Regions from separate parts of the Homo sapiens genome. Here region 2 is linked to region 1. The links are chromatin contacts, found by Hi-C or POLR2A ChIA-PET in ENCODE. All regions are on one chromosome and are shown on one strand. Each heading gives the region's core, a stretch centred on a gene start or an enhancer-like site at or near the end of the contact. The rest is flanking DNA. Distances are from core to core; before and after follow the strand shown.

Evidence for each region. Hi-C counts contacts between places; a loop is a spot of excess contacts on that map. ChIA-PET counts read pairs that join two places held with the same protein, here RNA polymerase II (POLR2A).
Region 2: a map of mammary epithelial cell shows a loop between it and region 1 (5-fold over the local background). The contact joins two enhancer-like sites. A Hi-C loop is called at or near these places in 1 of 168 maps with a recorded cell type or tissue (mammary epithelial cell). POLR2A ChIA-PET finds 5 or more read pairs at or near these places in 4 of 52 experiments (CD4-positive, alpha-beta memory T cell, GM12878, MCF 10A and 1 more).

What each region holds. Positions count from the first base shown.
Region 1 is chr15:67,223,307-67,228,894 of GRCh38, forward strand. All of the region lies in intron 5 of AAGAB (alpha and gamma adaptin binding protein), which reads right to left. Among named protein-coding and RNA genes, the nearest start is that of AAGAB, 29 kb to the right of the region's middle. Within about 2 kb of position 2,170, at least 2 of the 41 ENCODE cell types and tissues checked have a DNase peak (open chromatin) inside an H3K27ac peak, as active enhancers do; they include mammary epithelial cell, where a contact is called at or near this core.
Region 2 is chr15:67,105,298-67,110,885 of GRCh38, forward strand. All of the region lies in intron 1 of SMAD3 (SMAD family member 3), which reads left to right. Among named protein-coding and RNA genes, the nearest start is that of SMAD3-AS1, 39 kb to the right of the region's middle. RefSeq lists enhancers at 540-1,239, 1,492-2,691 and a silencer at 1,594-1,888. Within about 2 kb of position 2,199, at least 29 of the 41 ENCODE cell types and tissues checked have a DNase peak (open chromatin) inside an H3K27ac peak, as active enhancers do; they include mammary epithelial cell, where a contact is called at or near this core.

The sequences.
Region 1 (5,588 bases), core at 920-3,419:
AGGTCTCAGTAGCCATGTCAAACTCAACATGTCCAAAAATGAACTACTGATAGGTGACCCTGTTAGCTTCATCTTGTAGCTGCCTCATTTCAGTTGATGGCAACTAATCTTTCAAGTGTTCAGGCCCAAATCCTGTTGTCTTCCTTGACTGATCTCTTTTTCTCATATCTCATATCTAAACTATCAGGAAACCATGCTGGCTCTACCTCACAATATACCTAGAATTCGACCTTTTCTTACCCCTTTCATTGCCCCAGCCCCAATCTGAGCCATCACTCTCTTTCATTTGGAATATTGTAATAGGCCCCTAAGAGATCTTGGTTGCTCTTCACCCTCATCATCTACTCTCCACAGAGCAGCCAGAGTGATCTTTTTAGACTTTGTCAGATCATGTCACTTTCCCATTCAACAACCTGCAACAGTCCCCTAGTTTACTCTGAGTAAATGTCAAAGTTATTATGATGGCCTTCAAAGCCCCAAATAATCTAGCCCTTCGTTACCTCTCTGACCTCTCCTGCTCAGCCAGCAAGCGTCCTGATATCCTTCAAATGCACCAGGCGTGCTCTCACCTTAGGGCCTTTGCTATAGCTGTTCCCTGTCCCTGGTATGTTCTTCTCCCAGATATCCACATGGTGAAACACCTCATCTCCTTGCTCAAATCTCAAGAAGACCTACCTTGAACCACCTTATTTAACATTGCAATCTACAAAGCAATCTCAATGTCCCTAACTCTGCTTTATTATTTTCCCAAATCACTTATCATCTCCTAATACACTATATAACATACTAATTGCTTGTATTGTTTATTGACTATAGTCTCCCACCAGAATGAAAGCTCCTAAGGACAGACATTTTTGTTTAATTTGTTCACTGATATATCCCAAACACACAGACCAATACTTTGCACAGAGCAAGTACTTAAGAAATATTTTTTGTATGAATGAATCAACACTTGAAACCGGAGCCTAAATTATGGACTAGAGAGATCTGAGGCCAGCAGAAGAAAACTCAAATGGCCCAGATACACTCAGCACCTAAATTATGCTCCCAGATAATCAGGTACTTATAAAAGCTGTATTATTTCTTTCAGATCTTAAGAAGGACTGTCACAGCACTGCTGACCTTTGCGAGATACTAGACCATACTAGAAACAAGTACAGAGGAGTTATGAGAAGGAACGTCCACTATTTTCACCTTTCCCTATAGATGACTCCATATTAAACATAGTCCTTCCTGTCTTCTTTCTCTGACTTGAAAAGTCACTTTTCTTTTTCTTTTCTTTTTTTTTTTTTTTTGAGCAGTCTCACTCTGTTGCCCAGGCTGGAGTGCAGTGGCGCGATCTCAGCTCACTGCAGCCTCTGCCTTCTGAATTAAAGTGATTCTTGTGCCTCAGCCTCCCAAGTAGCTGGGATTACAGTCATGCACCACCACGCCTAGCTAACTTTTGTATTTTTTGTAGAGATGAGGTTTCACCATGTTGGCCAGACTGGTCTCAAACTCCTGGCCTCTACTGATCTGCCCAACTTGGCCTCCGAAAGTGCTGGGATTACAGGCATGAGCCACCGCACCTGGCCAAAAGTCACTTTTCAATACTACATAATTTAGGAATTAGAGAAAGCAAGGTCAGGCAAGGGGCTAATGTGGCTTTCAAAATGCTGAATTTATTCCCATGGATTAAACACAGACTCTTACAAGTTAGAACTAGAAGACTATCATTTATGTCAGTGGTTGTCAACCATGGCTGTATATTTGAATCCCGGAGGCACTTAAAAAATACTGTAGCTGACACTCCCTTGGGTGAGGCTCAGGTAGCATAGGTTTTAAAAGCTTCCCAGGTGACTAAAGTTCCCAGGTGATTCCAATGTGCAAACACGTTTGAGAACTGATGAGCTATATGACCTTGGGCAAATTACTTGGCTCCACTGAGCCTAACTCATATGGCTTTTGTGAGGATTAAATAAGATTTTGCACGTATACTATCAGCTGCTATTAGTATCACTGCCACTTCTCCCTTTTCTATCATCACCACCACCTTTTCTACTATTACCATTATTATCATCATTGGTGGTATCATTTCCTTCTTTTCTTTCTTTTTATTGAGATTTAATTTACATATCATAAAATCCAGCCTTTTAAAAATGTATGATTCAGTGGTTTTTAGTATATTCACAAAGTTGTGCAACCATCATCACCATTTAATTCCAGAACATTTTCACCACCCCAGAAAGAAATACCATACCCATGAGCAACCTCTCCTCCCATACCCTGGGAACCACTAATCTACTTTCTATCTTTATGAATTTAACTATTCTGGATATTTCATATGAATGAAATCCTATAATATGTAGCCTCTCGTGTCGGGCTTTTTTCACTTAGCATAATGTTTTTGAAGTTGATCCACATTGTAGCATATATTCATGCTTCATTTTTATGATTGAATAACAGTCCATTGTATGGATATACCACATTTTGTTTTCAGCAGTTTTTCTCACTTTTTGGCATTTATGAATAATACTGCTATGAACACTTATACACACTATTTTGTGTGCCCATGTTTCCAGTTCTCTTCGGTATATAGCTAGGAGTGGAACTGCTGGGTCATATGGTAATTCTATGTTTAACTTTTTGAGCAACTACTAAACTCTCTAAAGTGGCTGCAGCACCATTTTATATTCCCACCATCAGTGCACAAGGTTTCTAATTTCTCCATATCCTCACCAACATTTGTTATTATCTTTCTGACCCTAGCCATCCTAGTAAGTGTGAAGTGGTATTTCATTGTTGTGATTTGCATTTTCCTGGTGACTAATGATGACAAGCATCTTTTCTTTTTTTTTTTAATACGAATTGGGGTCTCACTCTGTTGCCCAGGCTGGAGTACAGTGGCACAATCTTAGATCATCACAGCACTGAACTCTAGGCTCAAGTGATCCTTCCTGCTTCAGCCTCCCCAATAGCTGGGACTACAGGTCCGGTTGATTTTTAGAATTTTTTTGTAGAGACAGAGTTCTCACTATGTTGCCCAGGTTGGTTTTGAATGCCTGACCTCAAACAATCCTCCTGCCTCAACCTCCCAAAGTGCTGGGATTTCGGGCGTGAGACACCATGCCTGGCCAACGTTAAGCATCTATTCATGTTCTTACTGGCCATTTGTGTATTTTCTTGCCTATCCAAATTCTTTACCATTTTTATACTGGATTAGTTGTCTTTTTATTATTAAGTTGTAAGAGTTCTTTATATATTCTAGATATATTCTGCTGATCCTCATAAGATACATGTTTTACAAATATTTTCCCTCATTTTGAGGGTTATCTTTTATCCTTCACTTTCCTGACAGTGTCCTTTGAAGTATGAACATTTTTAATTTTGATGAAGTCCAATTTATCTATTTTTTTCCTTTGGTTGCTTGTGTATTACTAACTTTTAAGAAGACACTAAAGGAAAAAAGTTATGAAGATATCCTATAACCAAGTAAGTTGTTCAGACTTATAATAATCACATATTAAATCATGAATTCCCATATAGATAACACATCCAATTTATCTGGGTGGAGGGCAGGAAGGAATGCAATTCATCTCTTACGTTTTTAATTACCTAGATTTTCAGATTAAATATTTGACCTTTGAATATCAATGTCCAAGAAACTGCAAAGAAATAAAACCTGAGTTAGATTTGTGTGTTTTCAGGGCCATTTGTTGCAACAGCTAGATGTTCATAATCCTTACAAGAGCTGGAATTGTTTTTTCAAATTGAGCATATTTAAATATTTTTAAAAGAGTTTCAAACAAATATTTTTCTGCAACTGTACAAAATTAGTGGCATGACATAACGTAAATGTTCTATTACTGCTCAATAAATACTAACTAGACAATACATAATCCCAAATAATCAACTGGCATTATATAATTTCCCAATATAATAATCCCAAAGAATCAATTGTGATTACAGTAATTTTTCGAACCAAAACAACAACAAAAATTGGTCATTATTAATGTCTTGAAAAAGGTAACCAATACCTCTATTTTTTTTTTTACTTTGTCAACCAACTTTTTAATTAAAAAAACTTTTTGGTTTAAAAATTTTTATTAGTGGCAACAGTTGTACAACAATGTGAATGCACTTACTGCCACTGAAATGCATATTTTAAATGGTAAATCTTATGTATATTTAACCACATCTTATGTATATTTAACCACAATTTTAAAAAGAGAAAAGGGGAGAAAATAAAAAAGAAAAAAGAGTAGGAAAAACACAGACCCCTAAAACAAATAAACCAGTCTGAGCACCTGCTGGCAGACAACACTTGGACATTCAAGAAAAGCAGGCTGAGGAAGGCACAGTTCACTGGGCACACAGACGGATCACCAGCAAAGCAGGCTCTAAAAACAGCATAGGAGGTAGGTTACCCTGGAAGAGTAGTATGACCCACCATATATCCATAGAAAGCTTTGTCTCTAAAATAAGATGCAGGGCTCTAAAAGGATATCCTTCACACTTCCTAAGACCTGGGTTGCATCAAAATGTCATTCATTGTATCTTCATACCACATACACCAGGATCCTCTTAAACATGAAATTAAGCTAATTAATGGCAGTATTTTGTTTTTTGGTTAACAGCAAACTAATGCACCAGTACTGTCAAGAAAAAAAAAGAAAGCGAGGAAACCTCAGGGCAAAGAACCATGAAAAAATCCACAATGTACCTCCTTGCTTTGCAGTTCTTTTAAGAATATTGTTTAGTGTCTAAAACAAGTAAAATGGCATTTTTTCAGGAAACACATTTGACCACACTTCCAAAGTAATAAAGCATGTTTAGTCCAGCTTCTCAATTTACAACCATAAGTGTATATTACAAGGCAATAGTTCTTTAATATATGAACTTGGGACACAGATTTTTCAAAAAGTGAATAAAGCCAAAGAAAATTTTGTGAAAATAGTTCTCATAAATATAACAAGCACCATTGAATATAATTTTATTCTAAATTGATCCAGTTTATGTTCCAAATCTTATTTTTATAGCCTTCCTATGGTAAATGCTCAACAAGGATTTGCTAAATAGATGAATGAGAAGGACCAAGCCTTAATTTGAATTTGTTCTGGTAACAGAGAGATAACCACATAAATGAAAATCTCCTTATTGTGGCTATGATTAAAAAGTCAGAAAATAACGGATGTTGGTGAGGTTGCAGAGGAAAGGGAAGTACTTATACACTGCTGGTGGGACTGTAAATTAGTTCAGCCACTGTGGAAAGCAGTTTGGAGACTTCTCAAAGAACTTAAAATAGAATTACTATTCAACCCAGCAATCCCATTACTCAGTATACACCCAAAGGAATGTAAATCATTCCACCAAAAAGACACATGAATGTGTATGTTCATCACAGCACTATTCACAATAGCAAAGACACAGAATCAACCTACATGCCCATCAACAGTGGACTGGATTAAAAAAATGTGGTACACATACACCACGGAATACTACATAGGCATAAAAACGAACAAAGTCATCTCCTTTGCAGCAACATGGACACAGCTGGAGGCCATAATCCTAAGTGAATTAAAAGCAGCAACAACAAAAAACAAATTAAC
Region 2 (5,588 bases), core at 949-3,448, 120 kb before region 1:
TTTGGTGGTGGGGACTCAGGCAGGATGGGTAGGGAGGGGTAGGGGAACAAGATCATGGCGCACCTCCACGGCCACAGTGGAAACCTTGAACCTTGAGCTGTATGCGGTGAGTCCAGGATGCTGAGAAGATGCCGGGCTGTTGGGTAAGCAGAGCCCCTACGGGAAGCAAAGAGTATTATTCAGCCCTGTGGAATGCTGAGGCAGGGCTGAGCTTGGGCAGGGTGGCTGAGAGAATTGTGGCTCTAGCTGTGGGCAGAAATTCATGGCCTTGAAGAATGGCTACTGTATATACCAGTGATAAATATTAGTCACTCTGGCAGCAGAATGAGTTTCCTGTGCTGCATTTTTGGCACTTCCAGAAAAGGGAAAGCCTTTCTCTCTGACAGGGCACAGGAGGGAGAAACAGGAATGTGTCTCTTACCCTGATGCCCTGGCTGGAGATCCCGTGGGGTTTTCAACCTGCCTGAAGCAACGCAGGGCCTGCTAATGCCTCCTGTTGCCCTAGGTCAGGCCAGGGCCCATTGTTGACATCTGTGCTGTGCTGCCTCTGAAGGTCTTGCTTGAGCATGTCCTGAATGGAAGGCTTCATCTGCATTCATTCCCCGGCCCTCCCTGCCGTCTGCACAGCCTCCTCCAGGCCTCCCCTTCCCAGTGAAAAGCACCACCATCCAGACCTCAGGAAGCAATCATTTTAGCCTCTTCTCCTTCTCCCTCACCATCCAGGACATCACTGAGCCCTGTCAGTTCTGCCCCCAGAATATCTAAGTTCATCCAATGCCCCATTTCCACTGCTGCTTCCTCACCCAAATCAGGATGTTTCTGGCCCCGTCTCCCTCCTACCTGGTCTCCCTGCCTGTACCCTCCTCTCCACTGGGCCCATTCTCCACCGGCAGCCAGCATGATCTCTAAGAAATGTACATCTGTCATCTGTCATATCTGCTGAAAATTGTTCAGGGCTTCCTGCTGCCTTGAGAATGAGGGTCTGAATCCCAAACAAGGGTTCAAATCTCAACCTCTCAGGCCTACCCTGACCTTACGTATCTTTCCTCAGGGCCTGTGCACATGCTGTTCCTTCTTCCTGGAATGCTTGTCCCCATAGTTTTCAGCTGGCGAATGTGAGTCAGGTCTCCCCTTAAATGTCATCTAAGAGAGCCCTTTCTAATTCCTCCCCTTCATCTTAACTCTATCCCCAATACACTCTCTCACAGAGACTGTTCTTTTCCTTCTGAGACCCTACTCCAGCTTGTAGTTCTAAATCTGTGATTATGCACTGTCTGTCTTCCTCTTGAGGTCAGGGGCCATTTCTTTTGTTCTCTGCTATGCTCAGGACCCAGATCAAAGGAGCTCAGTAACTATTTACAGGCGTACATCATATGTGGAGGACACTTATGCTGTGATGGCCCCACACACAGCTTCCTTTGGGGTCTGTCCCCTGCTCTCCGTTACCCGCGTGGTAGCCACTGAGCACTGGCTCTTCCTGGCTTCACTCTCTGGCATCAAAACTTATCAGTCCTACATCTCAGTCTTTTGCAAGGTGACACTTATCTGATTACCTAATTCACACGAAGGTGTTAATGGTGGTAATGGCATAGTATTTATTACCCCAGGGGACCCAGAACGGTGGTATCAAAACATATCATTCCCCAGTGGTTTAAAACTCTGGTAGCTTTCCAGGGAGTCCAAGTGGAGTCCAGTCTCCTTAGCTGAGTTCACAGGGCCCCGTCTGCACGACTTGGCTTCTGTCGGCTTCCCTAGCCCTGACTTCCCAAGCCTTAGTCATCACCCTCTCTCCCACCCAGGGCTCAGCACAGTACCTGGAACAGTCAAGCCCTCAATAAATGTTTACTGAGTGCATTAAAAAAAAAAAAAAGATTTTAATGAGTCATGCTTTAACTGAAGATTTTAGTGTAGTCAGTCATTGGGCCTTGGATGCCAAAGGAATGACAAATGGTGGGAATTTCAGGCACAGTGACTGTGATAGCCCCAAGGAAACCAAGAGAGAAGTAGCTTTATCTGGGTGGAGGGGAGTGGGCCTTTCAGAGCCTCGAAATCTTCCCACCTGCTGCGCCACTCCCACCACATAAGCACCCCACCCTTCTTCCCAGGGTGAGATTTCTCAGCTCTGCTTTCTGGGGTGCCAGACAAGGGGAGAGCCTTGTTGCCATGCCCTCCTGCCCTCCTGCCCTCCTGATGCAGTCTGTGGTCACCTGCAGGCAGAGACAGATGAAGTCCGTCATTCGGCTGCGAGTAATTTCTGATGGGAGAGGGGCTTCCCCCGGCCCTTCCCGCCTCTCTGAGCCTTGCCACGGTCACTTGGTTTGCCCAGCCTAAGTCACTGCCTGTCGCTGTGGTTATTGCATGGACAGGGCCTCCCTCTGTCCCTCCACTTCCCTTCCCTGCCCCATACTGTTGCCCTCACCCACCCCAAAGCCTCACCCTTCCCTTCCATAGGGATATGGCCTGATAGAGGAGGAGCCATTTGATTTTGACTATTGTTGAAATTGAGTGGGGAATTTTGGGTTTGTTTTAGGTTTTGGAAGGGAGGATTATCTGAGGCTTGAGGCTTCTGTGATACTGACATCTGGTGTGGAAAGTCATCCTCCCTCACCTAGGTGACTGGGCCTCCAGGTCATCTCCCCGAGCAGCCTCCCTGGATCTGCTCTCCTCTCCCCCCCACCCCCCCACCACCTCCCGCGCTGTGCCCAGGGTGATCTTTCTAAAGGACAGATCTTGCTTCAGCACCTCCCTGGTTAGAACCCTTCCGTCCAGTGGTTCCTAGTGCTTCGGGGATAACTCGCCTTGTCCCTTGGGGTCTGCACAGCGTCCTCCATCTCCTCTCACTTGGCCTTGCCCTCGGGGGCTCCGGTAAGAAGCTTTCCAACCTGGCAGCTGCAGACTCTGTGCGGTTGTATTATTGCTGTAAATGGGCAGGGATTACGCATTTGTGGAGTGACTGATTTCAAGTACAACTGCCACCATGGGAGAGGTCTGTGAAAATCACTGGAATTGAAAATGACCATGCTTTGCCCAAAAAGGTTGAGAATCCCCACTCTGATGATACTAGAAGCCTGCTTGCCTCCCCACCCTGTGCCAAGCCATTTCTTGCCTCCTTGCTTTGCCCATACCAGCCTGGAATGTCCCAAGCCTATTCAACTTACTTCCTCCAAAACGTAGTCCCATCTTGATCTCCAGGAAGCAGCCTTCAGATGCCCCCTCCTCCTGGCCACTGCAAATGTGTCCCCCCAGCTGCTGAGCATGCCTAGGTCTGACACACACCACGATATGTTGAAATCATTGGTTTCTGGGTTATTCTTCTCACAGTCCCAGGCAGTGAGCCCTCAAGGACAGGGGCTCCATGGGACTGGTCTCTGGGTCGGAGGCCAGGACCCAGGTCACTAAGGGCATGTCACTCATCTGGACCACAGCTCCCTGCCTTGTGGTGTGGACTCTGTTCTCTGCACTGGGCTCGTTCTAAAACGGAGCATTTGGTCCTTGCAGCCTGCCTTGTGGTTTATGACTTAGTAGATTGAAAATGACAGTTGTGCTCTATTTTCATTTGGAAAGAAAAAAAAAAGTGGAAAACCAGAGATTGCACTGATCTGGAGGTAGAGAGAAAACTGTGGAGATCAAAGAAGATATTATGTATTATGAATGTTACACAGATCAAGGCATGTTTGAAATAGGCTTAATTTTCCTCAAGTTGGCTTTTGTCTCACAATTGAGTTCTTGTTGACGAAGACCAGTTATTATTCGTCTTCGTGTCTCTGGAGTCTAGCACCTAGCACGGTGCCTGATAAAGCATGGTCACTTCACAAATACTTGTCGAAGAATGCATGGGATGAATATGCATTTGGGTATTTTTAATGCTTGATGATTAGAACATTCTCATGGCTTGTTAACTTGTAAGACATAATTTTCATTGTAAGTTCTTTGTGTGTGCAAATGCTTTTTGTGTGGAATGCTTGCCATGCACTGAAAAATGCTTTGTGATAGCAGTTTTGAAAAATTGAGTCATTTTGCCCTGATTGAAGCTGGGTGACCTTGTGCAAGTCACTTTAACCCTCTGGGACTTGTGGCCCTCATCTGTAAAATGGGTAGAAGGTCAGAGTGGACCTCGTGGCCTGAGAGGCTAGTACCCCATGCTGCATGTAAGTCTTACATCCTCCTCTTTGGTGATTGGATACTGACCCTCTCCCCAGGGGTTCCTGCACAGAGCTGGAATTCTCTCTGGTGTCTTTGCATTCTAGTGGGTGGAATGCCTTGTTTCTCAGTAGCAATGAGAAATGTTAATGTGAGGTTATGAAAGCAAGCCAAGAGCCATGGAATAATTAAAACACACACGCACACAAAGAAGGAAAAGCGAGAGGGGGAAACACACTTAATGGACAAGGGATGAGTAAAACCCAATGGACTGAGAAAACCCCAGAGCTGAACTTCACATGACCCCGCGTGCTGCCTGCAGTTGCGACACCCGCGTGCCCCTTACGCTCCGCCGGCCTCTCAGTGATGTCAGTGGGCCATGGGCCCCACAGGAAGCAGGGGCTGCCATCAGCCTGGTGGAGCGTGCCAGCCCGCTCCTCCTCCACGGCCCACTTCCCACCCACCCGGGTCTCCAGATAACATGAAGCCATAGCTCCCAGGCTCGTCAGCGGGGGAAACCAACTCAGTGCTTCTCAGAAAATAGAACCCCAGCCCATTAGTGATGTCCACGCAGGCAAGAGATGACCAAGAAGAATGTTTGCCTTTTAGGAGTTCTCTGCCTGAAACCAGCAGGTTTCCTTTAGGGATAGGGTGACTGTGCTTGCTGAACACCTCTAGGTCGTCAGTGAATGAAATAATTCATTCTGTGCTTGAGTGTCTAAGACCCAGGGGGTTTAGGAATAATTAGGATACTGGCTGTACCCTTGGAGTTCTGTGCTGCTTGGGGGATACGACTCAAACTCACAGACATCTGTGGCTCAAATCAAGGCATATAGATGCAGTGACTCTTGGAACATTCGAGGGAGAATCACCACCTCTGCTGGTGGAGGAAAGGCCAGGAACTGCCCACCTAGTTTTCCCATGACCCCAGCCTGTAGCGGGATATGTCAGAAGATTTGGATTTAGAGGAACTTGGGTTTGACAAAATAGAAGTGTATGTATATAAACAGAGTTGGGAGTGATGGGGGATAGGATGCTGACAGCACCTTGGTAGTCCCTCCCCCTACGTGACAGTATTGACTTCATAGTGTTGTTGTGAGGCTTGAAGAAGATACAAGAGGGAAGAGGAGCGTTCCTTGCCGTGCAGATGCAAATGCTCATTGTTACTTGTTCTGCCTCTCTGTGTCTGTGACATCCAGCCCTGTGTGGGCTACCCTGGTTGCAAAGTGGGCCTCCTGCCGTTGAGCAGCTATGGTCCAGTGGGCAGGTACACCACAGTCATGGAAGCCTAGTTAAATCATTACATAATAGTTAGCTCTGTATGACCAATCTTTTCTTTAAAGAAATTCTTCCTTTTGGAATAATCGTAGATACACAGAAAAACTGTACACAGATAATACAGAAAGTTCCAGTGTACCCCTGACCCAGATGTCCGTAATGTTAACATC